Regions from separate parts of the Homo sapiens genome. Here region 1 is linked to region 2. A link is a loop called in an ENCODE intact Hi-C map of the cell type or tissue named here. Cell type or tissue: IMR-90. All regions are shown on one strand. Links, peaks and the distances in the headings refer to the core of each region. The heading gives the core; the rest is flanking DNA. Region 1 has its middle 74 kb from the start of PARAL1. Region 2 overlaps PLCB4 (phospholipase C beta 4).

What was found. A loop is a pair of places that touch in the nucleus more often than their neighbours do. Peaks named below come from ENCODE experiments on the same cell type or tissue, not always from the same donor. Only the 100,000 strongest peaks of a DNase experiment are listed, where the experiment ranks them.
Region 1: it touches region 2 in a loop (19-fold over the local background); 22 of 110 quality-filtered maps call a loop at or near these places.

What each region holds. Positions count from the first base shown.
Region 1 is chr20:9,906,770-9,918,812 of GRCh38, reverse strand. No RefSeq gene overlaps it. Among named protein-coding and RNA genes, the nearest start is that of PARAL1, 74 kb to the left of the region's middle. In IMR-90, for the core only: a CTCF peak has its summit at 5,770 (motif pointing right); no DNase peak of the experiment used is centred there.
Region 2 is chr20:9,401,307-9,413,349 of GRCh38, reverse strand. It overlaps PLCB4 (phospholipase C beta 4), which reads right to left. Exons shown (of 40, transcript NM_001377142.1): 20 at 11,760-11,860; 21 at 8,002-8,037; 22 at 5,292-5,433; 23 at 4,633-4,717; 24 at 4,169-4,293; 25 at 2,262-2,313. Among named protein-coding and RNA genes, the nearest start is that of LAMP5, 110 kb to the left of the region's middle. In IMR-90, for the core only: a CTCF peak has its summit at 5,093 (motif pointing left); DNase peaks (open chromatin) are centred at 3,139, 3,769, 4,599 and 5,069; H3K27ac peaks cover 299 bases.

The DNA.
Region 1 (12,043 bases), core at 1,062-9,061, 510 kb before region 2:
CATCGTTTGAAAAAGCCCATACTTGAAACTAGGAAGGAAATTAGTAAGCCTACTAAATACCTGAAGGTGATATCCACGAGTCCAAGCCCAAGGGGGCATACAGAAAATCAGAGAATGACCCAGCAGGGCCAGGTGCCAACCCACTTCATTAGAGCAAAGAGTTGCACTTGGTATTGAGAAAGCTGCAGAGCAGATGTCTGCAAACTGTTTCTGTGAAGAGCAAGGCAGTATTTTTCATATGGTCAGCGGTCTTATGGTCTCTGCCATAATCACTCAACCCTGACTTTATAGTGTGAAAGCAGTCATAGACGATATGCAAATAGATGGGGTATGGTGGCTCATGCTTGTAATCCCAGCACTTTGGGAGGCTGAGACGGGAAGATTGCTTGAGCTCAGGAGTCTGAGACTGGCCTGGGCAATATAAAGAGACCCTGTCTCTACAGGCTACAGTGTAGCCTCAAACGACTGCATCACTGCACTCCAGCCTAGGTGACAGAGGGAGACACTGTCTCAAAAAAGAAAGAAAAGAAAGAAAGAAAAAAGAAGACAATACTCAAACTAATGGAGATAGCTGCATTTCCTTCATTTGCAACTTTATTTACAAAACATTATTTATAAATACACTTCATTTACAAAAATAGGTGGTGGGGCCAGATTTGGCCCATGAATCATAGTTTGCCAGTTCCTGCTCTAGAAGAACATTCTTCTGTCATTGAAAAATACATCATTGAGAATGCAAGAGACTTCTGATACTGAAGACTCAAGTAAATAAAATGAATGAGAATAATTAGCAGAAGAAAATAAGAGGCCTCTAGAAAATGCAGAAATTGAGATAACACGTACTCGAAAGATGGTTTTGGCCTATTGGGAGAGGCTAGTGATTCTACGACAACAAAGAAACAACAAATACAGAAACAAGTAAATACAGAAGAGCAACCAGGTGTTTCAGGCGTGAAGAATGTGATTCTTCCAAACAGGCCTGAAGCAATAGATCATGGGATGCCACAAGCTACATTCCCTGTAGACAGCAGGGCAACCCTGATTTTCATGAAGGGCCTTGTGAGTCAATAACTCATAGTGCCTTATCAAGAAATTGTTCATCAGCCATTTTCTTCCAGAGGGTGTTTCTTCTAGAAAGAGACAAAAAAAACGAACGACAGCACAACAGTTTTATCAAACTTTAAGACTACCTTAAAATCAATAAAGATTGTCAAATATGAACAAAAAAAGTAGCAAAGACTTTTTTGAGGAGTGAAGATCAAGATACAAAAGAAACACCCCTCTGAAGAAGGAACTGCATAAAGTTTCCAACTAGAATCTTTTCAAAAATGAATAAAATAGCCAGTGAAATGCTGGTAGGAAGTGTACTTGTTGTTTTGGGAAAACTAGGAAGTGCAAAATGTAGAACACAAAAGAAAACAAATAAAACAAAATCAAACAACTAGAACAAGGTGTTGGAAGGCAAAAGCTTGATAAAAATATCACAAATATTTTCAAGGATTTTTTTGAAACTTTCAAAGTGAATAAAAGCCTTGGTGAAGCTAAGCTCGGCAAAGAGAAGAGGAAGTCTGGCCTCTGAAGGTTAAAGAGAAAAATCTAGACCTAAAGAGGGCATGGAGCAGTACCACAGGAAGCAGAAAACTGGATGAAGGGAACACTTGGCTGAGAGAACTAATCAAATTACAGTTTATTATAAAACTCGGAAAGACATAGAGGAAGCTTGTTTTTTTTTACCATACACGAAAAAGAATTGGACATTTTGAATAATTGCATTGGGCAGCTGAAATAACTGGCAAATCACCAGAGTGAGAAGATAAAATAAATCAGAGATGACAGATGAGATATGTCTCCTGGGGAGAATCTTCATTAACAATAGCTAGAGAAGATTGAGGCCATTTCCCATCCAAGCTGAAGGATGAGGTGTCAACCAAGCATGGACTGGAAGAACAAATAAAGAAAGTGAGTTTTGCTCACTGCATTCAGCAAAGCTCTCCTGGAAAATGAATGCAAAACCTTGCAGCACAGTGTAGAAATCCTGAAGGGACATAAAGACATACTTCTGTAAAAGCAGCTGATTTAGGAAGAGAATATATGGGAAAAGAGAGCAAAAGCAATCAGCTGCAAAGGAGATACAAATTATAGATGCAGAGAATTCAAGAAACAGAGGAAGAATTGCAGAAATTAGCAACATCCGCACGCAATTCATAAGAAAGCCCATCATTGCTTGAGATAAAAAATAATACCAATGCATAAAAAGAGAAATACTCCAAAAACTAGAGACTCTAAAACTCAATCCAGGAATACATAATCATGAAAATCCCCCCTGCAACAAAATTTCTAACTTGGGGGACAAACTATATCATACATTAGAATCACCAAGAGGGCTAGATGAAACAAGGATGGTTGGGCCTCGTTTCCAAGTTTCTGATTCAGTAGATCTAGGGTGAGGTCTGAAATTTCTAAAGAAATTCTTGACTGGGCACGGTGGCTCACACCTGTAATCCCAGCACTTTGGGAGGCCGAGGCTGGCAGATCACAACGTCAGGAGATTGAGACCATCCTGGCCAACATGGTGAAACCCCATCTCTGCTAAAATACAAAAAATTAGCCGTGCGTGGTGGCACGCGCCTGTAGTCCCAGCTACTTGCGAGGCTGAGGCAGGGGAATCACTTGAACCCAGGAGGCGGAGTTTGCAGTGAGCCGAGATCGCGCCACTGCACTCCAGCCTGGTGACAGAGCAAGACTCTGTCTGAAAAAAAAAGAAAGAAATTCTCTGGTGATGCTTATGCTGCTGGTCTAAGAACCACACTTTGTGAACCACTGCTGTAAACCAATCCTGGTCACATATTAGAGTTACCTAGGCCCGTTGTAGACCTATTCAATCAGAATCTCTGTGGGTGGGGCTCAGGTTATGGGTATTTTTTGAAGCATTTCATACGATTACATCACATCCAGGCTTAAGAACCACTGCAGTCAGCCAAGATGGTTCTTTTGACCAGTACACTAAAATTGGAAACATATTTGCTGTCGTCTCTACTGATGACATATTCACCTTTGATGTCTTTCTTTTCCCTTAACAGAGGAAATTTATCCAGAAATGAACCTGCCCAATGTATGGTCCTCCACCTAGTCTTAGAGAATCATCTGATTTGTCAGTGAAATAGTAGCTGCCTCTGATTTGGGTTCTGGTGAAGCTTCATTGAGAAACTCAAGGAGCCACTTAGAGGATAGATCATGGGTTTAATTCCAGTGCCAAGTCCCCCACCTCCTTATCCATCATTTCACCCTTTCCCAGGTATGCTGAGATCTCACCAACAGGAGGATGCCCATCACCTTCTGACCTACTTGAACCTCTTCCCAAAGCCTGGGGAACTCATCTGTTTTCACTCTTTCTTTCACCTATGGTTTTTGCTGTGCATTTATTTCTAGACCTAAGTAAATAACCTTGGCTTTCACCTAGAATAAACAACTTGCCTTTCACTCCTTTGAGAAAGGACTTGAGCACCCAAGATTTAGATATTCAGACTCTCCTGGTTCAAGAAAGTGCATTTTGTCTTGGATCAATATCTCTAACTTCAATCCCTAGACAAAATCCAGATAGCTTTTCACCTCTACCTTTGCAAGATCCTTTTCAGCTTTGGGTTTATTAGCATCCTTACCATATGCATGAGCACACGCATGCATGCACGCAACACACACATCCACACTTCATAGCAGTGCAAAGGACAATTCATAGGCCTCCACCAGGCTTTCTCATTGTTTAAGACAATAAATAGATGACTTGAACATTTCACTTGATTCAAAATCCCATATTTTTTCATTTTTCTTGACGTAAAATGTATAAACAGAGCAATGCCTAGCTTTTAAATATAAAATTGGATGAATTTTGACAAATGTAGCATTTCCCAAATAGAAATTTTGGTCATCTTATGCCTCATTCTCTTATGCCTCATTTCAGTCAATTCAATAAGTAACCTCTGTTCTGATTTCTATCACCATGTATTAATTTTGCCTGTTCTTGAACTTCATAGAAATGAAATCATACATTAAGTACCTGTTTGTGTCTATCTTTCTTTGCTCAGCATAATGATTGTGAGATTCACCACGTTGTGTGTCTCAGTAGTTCATCCTTTTGTATTGCTGAGTAGTATTTTATTATGTGAATGTAACATAATTTATCCATTTTCCTGTTGATGGGCATTTAGGTTATAACAGATTCTGGCTGTTATAACAGATTGACTGTTATCAATAAAGCTGCTATGAAAACTCTTGCACAGGTCTTTTTGTCGACACATGTTTTCATTTCTCTTAGATACATTTTCTTCCAGGAGCATCAGGTTGTAAATGTTTTAACTTTACAAAATACTTTTCTTTTTTTGAAATTGATTGTACCAGTTTATATCCCAAAACAGCAATGTATGAGAATTCTAGTAGCTCTATATATTCTCACAAACATTTGGTGTGGTTACTCTGTTGGTTTGACTTTCTTTTTCATTTTAACCACAGTAGTTGGTTTGAAGTGGTAAGCTTTACTATTTTTGCAGAATTTTTAAATGTACGCTGACCTGAAATTGTTCATATTTGAGCTGAGAAAATTAATTTTGAGGTTCAAACTTAATGTTTACAATTTTGCTATAAAGGCATAAGGATGATACAATGGACTTTGGAGACTTGGGGGGAGAAGTGGATGGGGGAAAGGGATAAAAGAGTACAAATATGGTGCAATGTATACTGCTTGGGTGATGGGAGCACAAAAATCTCACAAATCACCACTAAATGACTTACTCATGTAACCAAATACCACCTGTACCCAAATAAGTTATGGAAAAAAAATATAAAACTTTAAAAAAATTAAAATAAATAAATAAAATCTAACTGGGTACTATGCTCAGTACCTGGGTTATGGGATCAATCGCACCCCAAACCTCAGCATCATGCAGTATACCCAGATAACAAACCTGTGCATGTACCTCCTGAATCTAAAAGTTAAGATTATAAAAAAAAATAAAAATAAAATTTTGCTTTAGATGCAAATCATCTTTTGAGTTGCAGTCTCCTTTATAATATGACTTGACTGGCTTAAATTTAATTATTTAGATCAAGCAATAGTAAATTATGTACAGAATTATAGAAATACATAAATGCCTTTTAAATAAAGATAACTTAAATGATCAGAAAATGGAGCTTGGGCTGGAAGGGAAATTTGGACTATAGAGTGTAGAGGAACTTGATTTAAAGGTAAAACTTGGCAGTGAAGACTAAATAAAGGAAGGTTGTGACATTCTAGATCAGTATTTGGTAAACACCTATTGTGAGACTAACCTGCAAGTTCCATGAGCATTTATTTAGTGCTTCTTCAGCATTGAAACACAATGAAATGTTTCCTAATTAGATTAATACTAAAATAGTATTAATTTGTTTTTGTAATACATGCTTTCCATTTTCTTTTATTGTTTTTATTAACTTTTTGAGTGATATACATTTAAAATTATTTGTCATTAGTGTTCTGCATGAAACAATTGCTCAAAGTGAGAAAATCTGGTGTGCATGATCAACAGCAGTGATCCTCCAACTTCAGTGAAGGTCAGAACTTAGTAAAAATACAAAAGCTCAGGCCCCGTCGTACTTCAGGAAACCTGGTCGTGTTCTTTGTTAGTTGTCCAGGTGATTCTGGGTTTAATAACTACTGCTCTAAAGCATGTTCCAGCAGGAGGCCGCATTGAAAGAAAACAAAATACGGCTTAATTATGGTGTAATGTCAGCAGTGGCCGACAGGTGGAGCACTCGCTCACAATGCTAGCGAAATAGGAGTATTAGCATAAAAAGCCATTTCTAGAGAAAAAAGTAATAAGTGGAAATAAAAAGTACAGCTATATTTGTAGAATAATTAAAATGACCTTTCTTCTTTAATGTCTTTGAGCTTGTGACTCCTAACATCTTCTAGAAAAACATGTAGGAACTTCCACTCGTGAATCTAAAAGTATTTCTTTAGACTTTTAACACCAAAAGTCTGGCTGTAATCTTTCCTAAGAAAAATTCAGTTGTGTCAAGATAAAATCATCAAGAAAATGATCCATGCATTATCCTGCACTTGACTTCACTAAAAGGTCAGAAAGTGGTTCATTCTTCTCACCCTGTTCAATCACTAGGGTGATTAGCCTTGAAAGGCTCACACTGGGAATTACTTTGAGGATTAAAAGGCTGCCTCTTACGCGTGGCTTTAATAAAACTGATCAATTGTAGTGAGTCTGGCCACAAAGTTAGCTTGCTTTGAGTTTGCTGAAAAAGTACATGCTATGTGGAAGGACACAGATTATTTTCTGGGCAATAGGCAGGGATAACGACTTTACTCCAATGCCCCAGTCAAAGGCAGTGATGTTCCAGATCTGTGCTTGCAGGTAGAGTTCAAATGTCCAGGTCAACTTGAAATTGTTCCGCATGCTCATATTTTTCAAATAAAGAGCTTGAATAAGCCTGGGAAATACACTTCATTTATTCACTGATCATGGGTAAACATTCGCTCTGCTAGACAATGAGTAAGAGCTGAAAATTAGGATATAAAAGATATAGCTTAGGCTTGGAGAAGGCAAGTGATCAACTTGCTGCAGTAGAGTGACACTCCTCACCCATGTAACTGATCGTCCCATATTCCCTCAACACTCAACTTCTATGCTACAGACAATTTACCCGGAACATCAAACATTCACCACCTGACGGCTTCTTCCTGGCTTTGGAACACACCCAATTACTGCCTTAGTTTCCCCAAAGAAGTCCTCAACCAGTGACTTCCAGGAGTTGATGGATAAATATCCCAGCTTTCTGACTTTGCAGTTGAGACAGCTCTGAAGTTGTTCTACACTGTCCTTTAGAGTTCCTCTGCAGGACAGAGTTTCTCCTCTTGCCCACGGTGGTAACTGGTTTGATAACACACACTTTATCAGATTCTTTCCATTCTCTGTCTCACTTCCCTCTTCCCTACTAGTGCTTCCTGGCATTAACTTCCACATTAAAAACTCACACTCAAGTTCTTGTCTTAGGGTCAACTTCTGGGAAACCCAACCCAAGGGCACTTATTAGCTACACTTACGCAGGTGGATGAGAGGTTGGGAGGTGCTGGGGACATACTTACAAACAGAAGCACGAGGGAACTTGAGATTGTGAATAGTTTGCTATTGACAGAACATAGGGCACAAGGATTGTAAGTGATGGTAATGGATCCTGAATGCTAATCTAAAGAATTTGCATTCTTAGATTATCAAAATCTAAGAATGGAGGCATTGGGGATCCACTGAAATATTTTCTAAACTAAGGGGAAGAAACCATGTTATGACCAGCTATAAGGTCCAGGCAAGTGTACATGAAGCTTCAAAAGTGAACAGACAGCATGGCATTGGTTCAAAAACAGACACATAGACCAATAGAACAGATAACCCAGGAATAAAGCCACATACCTACAGCCATCTGGTCTTCAACAAAGTTGACAAAAATAAGCAATGGGGAAAAGACTGTCTATTCAATAGATGGTGCTGGGATAACTGGCAGAAGAATGAAACTGGACTCCGACCTATCACCATATACAAAAATTAACTCAAGATGGATTGAAGACTTAACTGTAAGACCTCAAACTATAAAAATCCTAGAAGGAAACCTAGGAAATACCCTTCTCAATGTCAGCCTTGGCAAATAATTTATGGCTACATCCTCAAAAGCACTTGCAACAAAACTAAAAGTTGACAAATGGGACATAATTAAAGAGCTTCTGCACAGCATGAGAAACCATCAAGGGAGTAACAGACAACACACAGAGTGGGAGAAAATATTCACAAACCACACATCTGACAAAGGTCTAATATCCAGAATCTATAAGGAACTTCAGCAAATCAACAAGCAAAAAAAAAAAAAAAAAACCAAAAACCAAAAACCAAAAAAAAAAAAAAAACAACTCCATAGAAAAGTGGGCAAAGGACATGGGCAGAAACTTCTCAAAAGAAGACATACATGTAGCTAACAAACATGAAAAAATGCTCGTCATCACTAATCATCACATAAATGCAAATCAAAACCACAATGAAATACTATCTCACACCCATCAGAACGGCTTTGTTAAAAAGTCAAAAAATAAAAGATGTTGCTGAGGCTGCAGAGGAAAGGAAAAACTTATACACTGTGGCAGGAATGTAAATTAGTCCAGCCACTGTGGAGAGCAGTTTGGAGATTTCTCAACTAAGAGTTGAGGTATCCTTCAACTCAGCAATCCCATTACTAGCTATATCCAAAGGAAAATGAATTATTCTACCAAAAAGATACAAGCATGTGTGTTCACTGCAGCACTATTCATAATAGCAAAGGCATGGAATCCACTCAGGTGCCTATTAATGGTGGATTAGATAAAGAAAATGTGTTACATATACACCATGGAATACTAGGCAGCCATAAAAGAGAACAAAATCATGTCCTTCGTGGCAACATGGATGCAGCTGCAAACCATTATCCTAAGGAAACTAATGCAGAAAAAGAAAACCAAATACCACATGTTCTCACTTATAAGTGGGATCTAAACATTGAGTACACAAGGACATAAAGATGGGAACAATAGATAGCAGGGACTACTGGTGGGGGAGAAGAGAAAAGGCTGAAAAATTACTTATTTTGTATTATACTCACTACCTGGGTGATGGATTCCTTCATACTGCAAACCTCAGTATCACACAATATACCGTTGTAACAAACCTGCACATATCCTCCCTGATTCTAAAATAAAAATTCAAAAAAAGAAAAAAAAAGTGAATGGACATGGGGTACTCCTTTTAGAATGTGATAGAAATCGCCATTTTCTCCACATAAAAATGCACATAAGCACATACATACCATCTTGCAAAGGAATTCCCAGGTGTTCACAGATCCATTTTGAAGCACAGCCATGGACCTCCTCAAGGTTTATGGAAGGGGGAATAAGAACTCCATGAGCTGAGTAAGAAGACAAAGGAGGCCAAGGAATTGAGGAATTGAGGAATTGAGAATAATAACCTCCAAAGTATATACAGGAATAAAGAAGGTGGAATAAAAAGCTGCCATAAGACAGGAAAAGACTCAAAGCAGAATCTTATAGAGAAAATCGAAAGATGCTCTTGATTGAGCTACTTTTGAATAGTAGGTTTTGGAAGAAGATGATAGAAGACTTTTGCTCTTTTGTTCTCTCAGTTTTTTAGTTGTTCACTGAAAGTGAAACAAATGATAATTACCAACCAGGAAATATTCCATGGCAGTGGAAACAAACCAAAAATTTCCCAAGTGAAATTCAATTAATACAAGTATGGATTGGCTCCTATAATGTTAGTTGTTGTTAGTTAGGCTATCTGTCAACATCTAAAAATAAGGAAGTTTCAGATACAATTTTGTATCTCTAGATTTTATTTTTAGGATAAAGTATCAAAATATCAATGTCAGCATTCTCAAACAGTTTTCATGATCTGGGAAAGCTGAAGGTTTTGGCCCTCATAGGCTATTGTATGTTGCTCTCCAGTTGGCCACAATCACTTTTACTTGTTGACATGACCTGCCTGGCCCTTATACACTTTTAATCTTTTGAATCTTCACAGTCTTACAGTAAACATTCATATCTCAACAGCCACCCCATTATTCTTTAATTCATTCAGTTATTCATGAGCATTTATTGAATGTCTGTCCCATGCAAGAAACCATGTTGGATGCTAGAAATAGAAAGACAAAGCTATTTACAGAATGCCCCAAGCTATTTATAGAATAGCCAATAGTAGCAAAAAAAAAAAAAAAAAAGTAGACTAAAAAATCCTGGTAGTCATTTGTACAACAACAAATGTGACAGGGCTCAGGGCACAAACTTTATATTATTGTGCCTTGATCACAAAATTTAAATGTCTATTCTTTCTTGATAAGCCATTACTCATTCACAGGTTGGGTCAATTATTAAAAGACTTATACAATCACTCATGTCTTTCAGGAGTGGAACGAAGAAGAGCTTGAGAAGGAGCTTTTCTGAAGGAGAAGAAGGAAGTAATTATTTAAGAATACTGCAAGGCGTTCTCACTTATTTGTGGGAGATAAAAATTAAAATAACTGAACTCGTGGAGATAGAGATAGAAGGATGGTTACTAGAGACTGGAAGGGTAGTGCGGATGGGGGTCCTGGGGGAAGTGGGGATGATTAATCGGTACAAAAAAATAGTTAGAAAGAATGAAGAAGACTTTTATTTGCTAGCACAGCAGATTGACTAAGTAAAAATAATGTAATTGTACATTTTTAAATAAATAAAATTATAATTAGATTGTTTGTAGCATGAATGATAAATGCTTGAGGTGATGGATACTCCATTTACCCTAAAATGATTATTAGGCATCACATGCCTGTATCAAAATCTCTCATGTGACTCACAAATATACACACTTACTATGTACTTCCAAAAATTAAAAATAAAAAAATAAAGAACAATGCAAGATGAAGCAATCAGGAAGTTTTCCAGGATGGAAAAGAGAAGGGGGGATGCTTTTGGATCTTCACTGTCAGGCTGGTGCACCCATCTGCCAGAGTACCCATATCTCAAGTTCTATAAACACTGGTTGCCAATGATGCATAACTGCCCTGTTCTGCACGGAATTGCCCTTGGCCAATGGGAGCTGCCCTCTACAGTAGGTTATAACCCTCCCTTCAGGTGGAAGGGGATATCCAGCAAGCAATGACTGATAGACATGGGTATGAGAGATCAGGAGAGAAGGGTACAACTCACACTGCAGAACTCCCCGTGGGATGAGGCTGAGGCCGGAGGCCAGTTGAGAATGTGTCCTTGCTTAAGTTTTTTCTCACGTTCTGACCTGTTCCTCTACTCCTTTCCTCCTGAGAACTCTTCCTCAGTCACCTAGTCTTGAATCTCTGTCTCAGGCTCTGCTTCTAGGCAATTCTGACCAAAATGAAATACAAAGACGAACAAAATATTTGTTTCTGATTGTATCATTAGCAGAGAATAGCAGAATATCAGCATCTTAGGATGGGATCAGATTTTGTGAATTTAGATCACAGCACGAAGACATACTAATGGAATTGCATGATTTATATAACACAAACTCAAAATTAAATTTGTAGCTCTCTTTAGAGACAATAGTATACTGTCATAGGATTATGTACATTTCCACATTGAAGATGAGAAGCTGCTAACTTTAATTCCGATGAGAAAAAAAGTGCCAGTCGCTTTAGGGTTCTGAGGGGCTTCCTGTGATAATGACAGGAAAGCTGATGTCTGTGCTGGGCAGATGGATTATGGTCCTAGGCAAAGCCAATGGCTATTAGCTCTGGCCTTCTTATTTCCAGCAAATGCTTGACCTACAGATCATCCAGATTCTCGTTAATTCAGTAGATGAGGAAAATGAAGTCAAAATGGAAAAGGCTGCAAGATCACGTTTTTAAACATTAAGGGAAGTCTTCATGTCCTTGTGCAAAAATTTTAGCAGCCGCCTCATTATCTTTCCTTCTACTGCTTTCAAATCTCCTCCTACTTCTCTTTCCACCTCCACTTATTTTTCAGACCACATGATGTGGGGAGGAAGTTTGCATTTTCAAAGGACTGAGAAGAATTAGAATTCAGTATTTAGAAATTTTCATTTTTGACTAAATAAATATCAGGATTATCTTGTCTATTCCAGCTCTTCTTAAATGCACTTGTATATCTGGGGTATGCACCCAAGCTCACACACATACTCAGTTACTCACTTATTCACATTCTCTTCTCCAAGTTGGTATAAAAAGGTACAATCCTATTTGAGCAAAGAAGCAATTGGGCTTCTGCTGGAATGACATGGAAGCCAAGCGGAAGGAAAAGAGAAGAAAAACAAACCAGTTATTGTCCAATTGGAGCTGTTCAACATCAGATGCTCAGACAAGTACATAAAAAATTCTTAAAGTTGTCAAGTGTCACGTAGAACATTTTCTGAAATGTATCAATCTTCTATCACCAGGTTTTGTGCATCCATTCCCAGAATAAAAGCATACATTGACAGTCTAAGCTGGGAAACTA
Region 2 (12,043 bases), core at 1,665-9,664:
TGAGCCACTGGGCCGAGCCGTCAGGATTTTTTTTATACAGAAACAATACTCCCTGCATCCGGCCAGGCTGCCAGGATTCCTCATGGCATGTTAGACAGCTGATGGCATCTTAGGTGTGATCGCTGAGGTGGGCAAGGAAAGTGCTTCAAGCATCACCGGGCCACTGCAAGTTTTCAGAAGTGAGCACAGCCATGCCCGACGGGTCCTGTAAGAGCCAGGAGTGCTGAGGCTGACTCCTTGGGGTCCTTAAAGGACGACTGAACAGAGCACTCATTGAATTTTGCAATGTCTGTGTGTGTGATTGATCACAAGGCCTTAAGCTTTTCTTAAATCTCACTTTTGCACAGAAATGTGCAGTTCCTGAAGTACTTTCGTACACTCATTCAACCTGACTGAGCTGTCGTAAACTGTTAAAGAAAAAAATGTACACAAACACTTGTTAAACATGGTAAAGTGGACTTTATTCAAAGGGGTAGGGAGCCATGGTGATAGGTATAAGGGCTCAACCCTTACCCCAACAAGCGTACATGGAGATTTAGAACCATGGAGTAAGGTGAGCGCCAGCAGATGGAAAATTACTATGAGGAAACATCAAGGATAAGGACTTCTGGCCAAACTGACTTGATAGGATTATTGCTGAAGGCAGGCCAAAGTGACAGGATATCCAGGGTGGTCAGATACCAAGGGCTGGGGATTTTCACTAAACTGAACTAGCACGATTGTTGCTCAGACTGGATTCTACAGTGACTGAGAGGGAAGCCCAAAGGTGGGTCTCATCAGAAAGGACTCGGTTTTTGTCAAAGGACAAAGTCTTTTTCAGTTCCCTGTTTCGTTCTAGAAAAAAGACATTTTTTTTCCTTTGAGTACAACAAACCCTGTGCGACAGGTGTCACCGTCTTCATTTTATCAAGCAGAGAAGAGAGGCTCTGGGTCTAACACACCTGCTCTAGGCAATACAGCAAGAACTAGGAGCAGCTGGGAGCTGAGCTCAAACCCTGATCTTTAGACTCCCAGCCTAGGGCTTTTACTGACAGTCCAGGGCTGAACCCCTGGGGCTTGATGCCTTGGCCCACTACTTGGGAGAGGAGGAGGTCTACAAAGCAATTTATGCGCAAAATCTCCTGGGTTGGAACACTTGGCATTAAATAACAAAATTGCTTTCACAAAATTCTGAAATATGAATTCAGATCTTTCTCTTCCCAGCTACACAATTTATTTTCTTCCAAAGCACACAGCAGAGGAAAATGTAGGGCATGCTCCAGGTATGTAAGTGGTGGGTGATTTGGGGAATAGCATAATCACTGTGTTTGCAGCCACATTGGCAGAGAACCATTCACCAGGCTGGCAGAGGGAGGCAGAGTGCATGCTGAAAAGTCATTCCTAACTCACAACCACTGAAAAATGTTATCTTGACTGGCAGTGTTCAGTGATAAAAAGATATCCAATCAGGTGAGCCACCATGAAGAAATTCCTAATAGCATCATTATGACGGGATAGTTTTCCATTGGATTCCTCTACAGGCCTTTGGGCAGTGGTCTGGAGTTATTAATATTTACTTGTTTGGGGACAGATGCATGAGGCTGAGGTGGGGTGAGGGGATGACCACATAGTTGTGTTTTTTTTTTTTTATCTCAAGAGAATTCTAATTTTATATTTTCATTTAACCTTTCAGTGTTTCTGTAGAATTAACATTTCCTATTTCACTTCTTGGTTCACAGTTTTCAAGAGTGCTATTTAAGGAAACTAGGACAATATTCACAGCATTATTCTTTGATAACTGCTACTTACAAGACACAAAAAAGAATCAGTAGAGGACAAAGGTTTATTCCCAACTGAATGAAATTCAGCTCGACACCCACAACTTCATTACATATGAAATTAACTTCATTATTTGATTTGTCCTAGGTAAAATGCACATATTTAATGCCTACATCTCCAGTTAATGTCCAAGTGTGCAGGGATTATTACCTGTCCCAGACATAAAATCCTCCACTATTGATTTTAAAGTGAGAGGATTAAACTGTAGCATATGTATGAACTGCTTCACTTGTGATTTAAAAAACCCAAAACCTGCTTAGTAAAATGGGGTAGATGAAGAATGTATATGTGCAAATATTCTCTAGGTATTTCATTTCTTTCTATTCCATCCCTCAAACCCAGCTTAAATTCTGTAGCCCCTAATTGAAAATGACATGGCTTCATTAGAGCTGTAGTATGGAGTTCTCAATCTAGGTGAAAACAGTTTAAATCATATTACTCACCCGCACGATCCATTATACTCAAATTTTCCCTGATTCAATTGCATCGCTAAATCTGTCAAGAGACAAAAATAATTTAGCATCTTGTCTTCCTAGACAAAAAAGACCCTGACGGGGTGATTTGAAACAATAGGTATCAGATTGCTCCTAGGCCCACAGGTCCCTCTTTAATACTACAAGGTTCTGCTTGGTCTATTTAAGGCATACTCTCTTCCATGTTGAATTGACCTCATGTTTCATTTAAATTAAACATAAAATGTGTTTTCATAAAGATCATGCTAAAGGTCACTTTTAAAACTGGATTCAATATAGGAGTCACACCATTGTTTGATGAGTATTGAGAGTAGAGATATCCAACCTGCTACAGTGGGAGAGGATGGGTCTCAGGATCCCTGGGCAGAGGAACCCTGGAGATACCCGGGAGGGTGAATATGAAACTTGATTTAAAAGACTGGAAAATGAACTAGGTAAGTATCGCATAAAACTTGGTGGCATGCTTCCAGGATGGGAGGCAGGGGGAATTACTCTAGTGGGGTCTACACTGGCAGCACATGGCTTTTGACTTCTGTCTTGCAAGTGAATAACATTTTTTCTTTCTTCCCATCCGCAAAAGAAATGGGTAAACTGATGGATATTTTTTCCTCTTCAAAATGTTGTGTTTAAACCTAATATTATAGAATAAAACATAAGCTGGGTTAGCCATTTAATCCATATTATGGACTCACTGACAACTGAGAACACAAGTTGGGCTTTTTTAAGTAAGTGAAGTCATCAGAGCCTTGTTACTGGGCCCCAGCTAGAAACACTCAGGATTGTATTGGTAGCTATCACGTCACAGTCTAACCTAGCAAGCACTGTGGGGACCCCATGCAGAATGGTGACTCCAGTAGGAGGAGCTTCTGGTCACTGGGGAGGCTCCTTCAAGGCATGAGAAGCACAGTCAGCTCACACTCATGCCAAAGGAATGAAAGTCAAAGGATCTTCCACTCAATCCACATAGCAGGGAACGAAGTGACAGGGATTCTTAAAATACAAAATAGATTTTAAAAAATCCTCAAATTGGGAAGCATGGGCAGTTCTCTTAATAGCAAAGAGTTGAAGGAAAAAAGAGCTTTCTGGTTTTGTTTTATTTTACCAGTTGTAAGAACCATGCTGTAGAATTGACCATCTACAGTGAAGAGGGTTTGTGGCATATTTCTATCTATTCTATTTCTATTTTGCTACCTCTAGTCTTGATACTGTGATCCTAGGCTCTTAAGCAAACCTCAAAAATTTTAAAAATGTGTTTATCAATTATAAAAATTTACTCTTTTCCTTCCAGAAAAAAAAAGTCATTATATATTGGAAACCTGACTTTGAGTACACTTTGGAGGACCAAGTTATAGATTAGTACCTCTTCAAATATGTAACTCCTTATATACCATTTTAGTGGCATTTACTTCAAAATATTCTGTATTTGTTTAGTGAAGTGCCCCTGCATCAGTCATATTTGCTGAATGTTCACAGTGGTCAGGGTGTTTGCCAAAGGAGAAATGAGTCGCTGTTACTGTACAAAGATACTCAAATTCTTTTCACTTAATTCTGCCTCTGGAAACAAAGATAACAACTTTGATCCAAAAGGAAGAAAAATGAGAAATATTTTGGAATATGGGATAATGGTTAGCAGGAATAGTCATGGCATTTATGAAAGGAATTAAATTCCAATCACAACACATTATCTTCTACCATTGTTTGCTCTATTTTGGTTTTTTTTTTTTTATTTCTCACCATTATATAAATCCAATAACACATTGCTTTGCCATATGTCTGCTTCCTTTAAAAAATGCCCACAGCCAACTGATGGGAAGTGCTGGCACCATCCTGTCAAAGTGTTCTCATGGAATTTGGGGTCACTGGACATCAGCTCCTACCTGGGGTTTGATAGTTCAGTGAAACCATCTGGCAGCCAGCGTTCCAGAAAATCTGAGGCATGTAATTACTGGAATCGACTCGGCCTCCCTTGGGGTAAATGCGACTCATTTGCCGTTTGTTATAACTGTAACTTATTAAGGAAAACAGAAAAAAAGAGTCCTACAGCAGAGAAAAATAAACAACAAAGAGCTAAAACAACAAAGGTCTAGGCCAACAATGACAAACAAGTAGACAGCACAGAGCAGATTTCACATTTACAAATGATGCTTAAGATCACAGTTCACTGTGTGGATTATAAAAACAATTTTCATTTGGGCAGATTGTCACAGCTGCCATGGTCTTTCCCACATATCATTTTATGAACTCCACCACCAGAATGAGATATTAGCCATTTATCTATTTCAGAGGCTCTTGCCAAACCAACGTGAGTCAACCACTCATTCCACTTGATACATAAGGATACTTGACAAATTCAATTGCATGTGTCTTCAAGTAGCCAAGACCGACTGATTCATTAAAAGAAGACATGTTATAATGAATATTGCGTTCTGTAAAAGAAAAGCAAAGATGGATTCAGGAACTCTGCCATCAAACCCTCACCGAAAAACAGCAATAAATAAATGCAATTACACCCTGAATCATGAGGCCTTGGAGGCTAATGCTACATTATCATGTCAGTAGCTCCTACTTTCATTGACATCCTGTGGATGGAGACATCTGTCTTTTCAGCCACCACCGAAATATGAATTTTTGATGATAATGATGATTACGATGGCTTCTCTAGCCCAGAAATGAAGTTTTTAAATACTTCTTATGTTTTTTTGAAAACCAGCTTTTGATTAAAAGGAGTCTTGTGAATGCACTTGGGAACAGAAGAAGCTACATGCCCAGCACTAACAAATCCATAGTCTCTCATCGCCACCTTGTGGTTGAAGTCGTGAATGACAATGTAATGTCACCACATACCAAGGTGGCTTCTATGGTCTGTGAAACAAAAATAAGGTGAGGTGGAACAGCCCCCATGCCCACAAAGAAAAATGGCAACAAATTAGATAAAAGCTCATCAGCACCATAAAAGAAAATCAAGCAAAAAAGGCGACTGCATTTAACCTTTGGTGTTACCTTCTGCCACATGGAAACCTTGAAACTTTACAGGCTGGGCGTAGTTGATCATTGTGGACAAATATGGATGGATATTAGTGGTAGCACCTACATATTTATAAGATGCCATCCACGCCTGCTCATCTTCTACAGTGACCAGGCCCTACAAGCACAAGGAAGAAAACATATAAGTTGATGACTTCAGTAGGACCCACGGATACGTGCTGCAGATTTCCTTAATAAAGATAATTGCACACACACAAATTGAAAGGTAAAGGCTTTTTCTTCCTCAATTATGCTAAAGGATACTTTAAGAAGTTAGTGTCTGTTGTAGCTCTGAATAATGCAAAAGGAGGTAATCATAAAATATTAAGCTTATCTTACATTTGTAGGACATTTTTAGATTTTTAAGGGACTTTATTCAAGAAATTACTGGCCGGGAACGGTGGCTCATGCCTTTAATCCAGCACTTTGGGAGGCCAGGAGTTCAAGACAAACTTGGCGAACATGGCAAAACCCCATCTCTACTAAAAATGCCAAAAATTAGCTGGGTGTGGTGGCGTGAGCCTGTAATTCCAGCTACTTGGGAGGCTGAGGCAGGAGAATCGCTTGAACCCAGGAGGCAGAGGTTGAGGTGAGCTGAGATTGTGCCACTGCACTCCAGACCAGGCAACAGAGCAAGACTCCATCTCAAAAAAAAAAAAAAAGAAATTACTATATTGGACCTCACAGCAATGCTATGAAATAGATATAGCATCATATTTTTACAAATTGAGGCACAACATCAAAAATAGTGACTCTCGAACATTAGCGTGCATCAGAATCACCTGGAAGACTTTTTAAACTAGAACAGATTCCTGGGCCCCACACTCAGAGTTTCTGTTGAAGTGAGTCTGCAGTGAGGCCAGTCATTGCTGTAACTAGTTCCCAGGTGCTAATGATGCTGCCTCTTTGGGGACTATGTTTCACTGTAGCACTCTAGAATGTAAGCAACATACATACGTGGTTTATAGTATTTAAAAAGCACTTAATCTTAAAAGTAACCTAATAACTTGCTGCATAGGACATATTGAAACTGCATTACTTTGCATACAGAAAAAAGAAAACAAATTAGTTTATTTATTGATAGAAAAAACAACAATAAAACCAACAACAAAAATACCTTCAAAAGTGATCAATATTTTTGCTGAGAACTTTGCAAAGCTAAATTTCCTGCATAAAGTGAATCTAGTTGGATAAATTCCTTAGTTGGATGATGTAATCCATGAGTTAAAAAATGGTCAGATGCTGGGCGCAGTGGCTCACGCCTGTAATCCCAGCACTTTGGGAGGCTGAGGCGGGTGGATCATGAGGTCAGGAGATCGAGACCATCCTGGTGAACACTGTGAAACCCCATCTCTATTAAAAATACAAAAAAATTAACTGGGCATGGTGGCAGGCACCTGTAGTCCCAGCTACTGGGAGGCTGAGGCAGGAGAATGGCGAATGAAGTGAACCCGGGGGGCAGAGCTTTCAGTGAGCGGAGATCACGCCACTGCACTCCAGCCTGGGCAACAGAGTGAGACTCCATCTCAAAAAAAAAAAAAAATGGTCAATTTGTTTGTCTTAACTGATCACTTAACAATCTGAGCATTCTAAATTATCAAACTGATTTCACCAATAAAAGCCTGAAACAATAATCAAGTAATGTAATTTGGTTTTGTTTTTGTTTTTATCATTTTCTTAATGTGTCCTCCTGCTCCCCCACCAAACAACGGCCATGTCCGTTCCTTCCATGTGTGTTTAATAATAATAAATACCACCAGTGCTATGAGCTGAGCACCAGGATGAGTTCTTGCACACACAGTCTCATTACTGTCTGTGATGTGTAGTGAGGATTAGAGTCCTACCCACTGACCACATGAGAAGATTGATGCCTTGAGAATTAAAATAACTTAGCTAATAAATGACAATGACCAAATGTCAATCTGTATACTGTTGACCCAAATTATGAATTATGAAATTCTAGAACAAGAGAGTAATGTACTCACAAATATTTTGGGACAGGCCTGCGACCATATTTATTCATAATTCTTTCAAGTTTAATATTTAGAGGGTGAGAAGATACGATCTCAACTTCAAATAGGATAGGACCCCACAGGCAGCAAGGCAGTATTTTCCGAACCTCTGAAGTATGAGAATGAAGTTATTAGGCAAACTTCTGCCTGTGGCTGTCAGCCTCACTGTTGTAGGATAAACCATAAATACTTACTAAATAAAACCACTGTGATCACTTGAAGAACTTTGAAGAGGATGAAAGAAAGTGAAAATGTAACTTTACCTTTCCTACAATAAGGCCAATAGCTAATAACATCAAATAATACTCTTAGAAGTTATGCAGTGTAAAATTAATCAGTGATCTTCCAGAATGTCAATGTAGTGGGAACTAAGATCATCCTTTCTATTATGCTATAATATGGATTTGATGACCTATTCACTCATTTTTATTTTCAAATTCAATATGCTGATGATCATGTAGTTCCACTGCAGGAATGAAATCTCTAATTCCAGTGAAGAAAATGCCTTACTGCATTAAATACCTACTTTTAGAAAATCATCTTACTCATCTGCCCTAGTTTTGTGATTTTTATCAGGATTTAATCATTTTTTCACCACAACTGATTCCTTCCTTTGAAGATTTTTTAAATTAGATGCATCTGATTTAAAATGTGCAAGGGAATTATTTTGTTACCTTTTTGTTGTTTTCATGTTCAAGGTCATCTGAAGCCTAATTAGAGAAAGGAAATAATTTGTTTACTTCTCTAAAGGGCAAAATTCCAAATTTATTAGCCATACATACATAGATATTTAAATAAGTGTAGGTAAACTTGTTATTCTATTTATTTGCTAAGGTGGGACATTACTGATGACAAAAAGCCATGGATGGCCTCACTGTTTTATGCACCAGAAGGGCTAATCTTAATGCTCTTTCCCTCCTTCGTGGACAGTCTTTACCTACTTAGATGTTTTATTATAATTATTTAATTAGTGCTTTAGTCATGGGGCTTAGGAAAAGCAGCATGAATGGTCACTCTTGAGTAACTCAGCATTCATGTCTGGGTATTTGTTATGGACTGTTTGCTGGTGCAGCCCCCCATACTGTCCCCAATTCATATACTGAAACCTTAATTCTCATGTGATGGCATTTGAAGATGGGGCCTTTGGGAGGTAATTTGGTCATGAGGGCCAAGCCAAGAGAGAGCTTGCCTCCTTATTCTCTGTCCACCACATGAGGACATAAACACGAAGAAGGCCCCCCACATTAGGAACTGATTGCGTGGAACCTTGATCTTAGACTTCTTAGACTCTAGAATGGTGACAAATAGTTTTCAGTTGTTTAAGCCAATGGTATTTTTGTGATAGCAGCACCAACTGACTAAGACACTAAGACAATATTGATGAAGGCTTTAGCAACTTTTTTTTTTTTTTTTTTTTTGAGACACAGTCTTGCTCTGTTGCCCAGGCTGGAGTGCAGTGGCACAATCTTGGCTCACTGCAACCTCCGCCTTTTGGGTTCAAGCAGTTCTCCTGCCTCAGCTTCCTGAGTAGCTGGGATTACAGGCGCGTACCATGGCGCCTGGCTAATTTTTGTATTAAAACAATACTCTTGAGTCTTAATAGATGTTCAATATTCTCAGAGTAGTCACAATTCCCTATATCAGAAAAGATAGTGTGTAAAGGCAATATTCCTTTGGCTTTGCTCATCAGACAAATACTCTCCCCTCTTCCTATCACCAAATGTATCTGCCTACCTGCATCTTCATCCACTGTCTTCACTAATCAGGTGTTCCTGCTCCTGTGAAGGGCCACACCTTTGCACCACAGCAATCCCACCCTCTTCCACCTCCTCAAGGAATTCCAGGCAGTTATCCCCTCTCTTTCCTGCAAAACTAATCTCTTCCTCTCTACTGCACCACTTCCAAGTTTTCAAACACACTCCAGATTCATTCATCCGAAAAAGAAAACACTCCCTTGACTCCTCAGGTGCCCTTGGCCACCAGTCCATTTCTTGCTCCCCTTCACATCAAAACTTCTCAAAAGCATAGTCTCTAGTCATTCATATCTGTGTGATCCAGTGTCACCACCCTGCCTGGCACTCCACTGAAATGTCTCTTTAAGGTTGCCAACGACCTCCATGCTAACAACCCAAAGGACACTCTTGAGTCTTCTTACTTAATCAGTCAGTAGCATTTGTTAAATTAAGTTTAGCCTAAAGGTGTCTCTTTACCTATTCTAAAGGTTTTTTCATAAACTTTCACATAGTAAACTGTAGACTGAATGGGTGTGTAAACAGACTGGAACCTACTCATGTGCCAATCACTGAGTTTCAGCCAATCAAAGGTGGCCAACTATTCAACCTCTGTTCAAATAAGGCAAATAAGCCTGTAACCAATACAGCTGCTTCTGTACCTCACTTCTGTTTTCTGTAGGTCACTTTCCTTTTTCTGCCAAAAAATCTTCCACCACATGGCTGCACTGGAGTTTCTCTGAACCTCTTCTGGTTTGGGTCCTGCCCAATTTGGGAATTGTTTTTTTTGCTCAACTAAACTCTGTTAAATTTAATTTGTCTAAGATTTTTAACATATTCTACAGTCAACCACTCAGTCCTTCTGTTAACACTGTTCTCTTTCCTGGTTTTCTTGGTGTCACTGCCTAATTTCCCTCCTACTTCTCTAGCCATACCTTGCTCTTCTTTTCTGGCTCCACTTTTAACTAGGGCTCCACTTGGGCCTTCTTTTCCACCTTTCCTTGTGAATCATCTCAGTATTTCCATTGTTTCAAATACGATCTTTTGAACTCCCAACTTGTATCTCTAGCTCAACCTGTCTTCTATATACGCGTGATAATGACGCCAGTGATCATGAGGATAATGACAATGATAAAGATGAAAAGGATGATAATATACCAGCAACTAATACCTTTACAGGAGTTACCATGTACCAGGCACCACGCTAAGCTCTTGACATGTCACAAACCATCCACTCTTCACAGTGACCCCATGAAATAGGTGTTATCGTCTTCACTTTGCAGATGAGGAAACTAAGGTACACAGAGGTTAAGTAACTTACCCAAAGTTAGACAGTTAGGAAATGAACCCAGAGAAAGAGTCAGATGGCAATGCTATATGAACACCTCCCCTTGAATACTTCACAGGCATCTCAAATAGTCATCCCATTTGAAACTCCTGAATTCTTTCTCTTTCGGTCTTCCCCATGCCAGTAAATGGTACCATCACCTACCCAGTTCCTCAAACAAGGACACTAGAGGGTCATCTCACTTCTTCTTTCTCTCTCATTCCCACATTCCATCCATCAGTAGGCTGTCCCATTTCTCAATATGTCTTGAAGCCACTCAGTCCTCTCTGATGCATTGTCTGGTTTGACCATCGGGGACTCTCGTCTGGCCTAGAGCAGCAGCCTGTCCTCACTGCTTTTCCTGCTTCCACTCCTGTTTCCTCCTAAACTAGTCTCCATATGGCAACCACAGCAATCTTTTAAAACTTGAATCAGGCTACACTGCCCCCTTCTCTAAACTTTTTCAGTAGTGTCACATTTCACTGAATATTTGAATTTCTCATAATGGCCTCCAAAATCCTACATCACCCAGTTCCCACCTACCTGCCTCATCTCGTCTCACTCCACCCTCACTCAAGCCACTCTACTCACAGCCCTTGCTGTTGTTACTGTGGTCCCTCCGCATGGAAAGTGATTCATCAACCTCTGTGCATGGCCAATTCCTCTTGACCCTTTGCGTTCTGGTTTCCTTATTCTTTCTACTTCATTATTCTTCAGCATGCGTGTTTATGTTCATAATTGCACTCACCGTAAGTTGTAATTATATAGTTATTTGACTACTTGCTTGTTTGCTGTTTCCGATCCCTTTCCCTAAACTACAGGGGGCCATGAGCTGCCTAAGGGCAGAAGGCAAGTGTGTTTTACACTTTTAGGTCATTATGGCCTAGACTATGCCTGACAAAAGGTAAGTATATGAATAACTATTTTCCTTGGCTGAATATCTGGAAACATTTTTATGCTTACTGTACTTTAGGGGGAAGGTATATAATTAGCAGGACTAGTTCTCAAATGAGGGCTAGACTCGGGATGTTCAGGGGTCATTTTCCTGATGAATTCAAGATTAAATCTTACCCCTGGGATGCTGTCATTTTCTCCCTCCCCAGCTGCAATAACACAATAAATGATAATATTTAGAGGACACTGGCCAAATGGGTAGTGGTTAACACTGGCCCTGACTAATGAGTAATTTAAATGTCCTTTTAAATTTAATATTGTGTATGTGTCAAGTTCTGGTCACCCAGCACAGACTCGTATCCTAAGCAATTTAGAAGGGGAATTATAGGTTACTTTATTCTCTTGTGGTTCTCACATTTCCAAAATTTCATAAATAACAGCTGCTACCTCTTGAGAGTGATGAAAGAAAGGGGACTCTGACCTTCTTGACGCTATTTGCAACAGCTTCCTTGTGACCCAAGTCATCAGCAGAAAGTTCATTTCCAAATTTGAATTCGGGGTGAGCTTCCTCCTCTTGGTCAGCTGTGTGAAAGACAAATGGAAAATCCATGACACCAAACCACTGCCAAGTAGTCAGACCTTGTTCACAATCTTGGGTAGAACATAAGCACTTTTAGAGAAAAAGGATGCTAAAAGAAAATGGGGACATTGATATATGCAGTATTTTTTCAAGTAAAACTCTCACTAAACTCTTACCTATTCAAC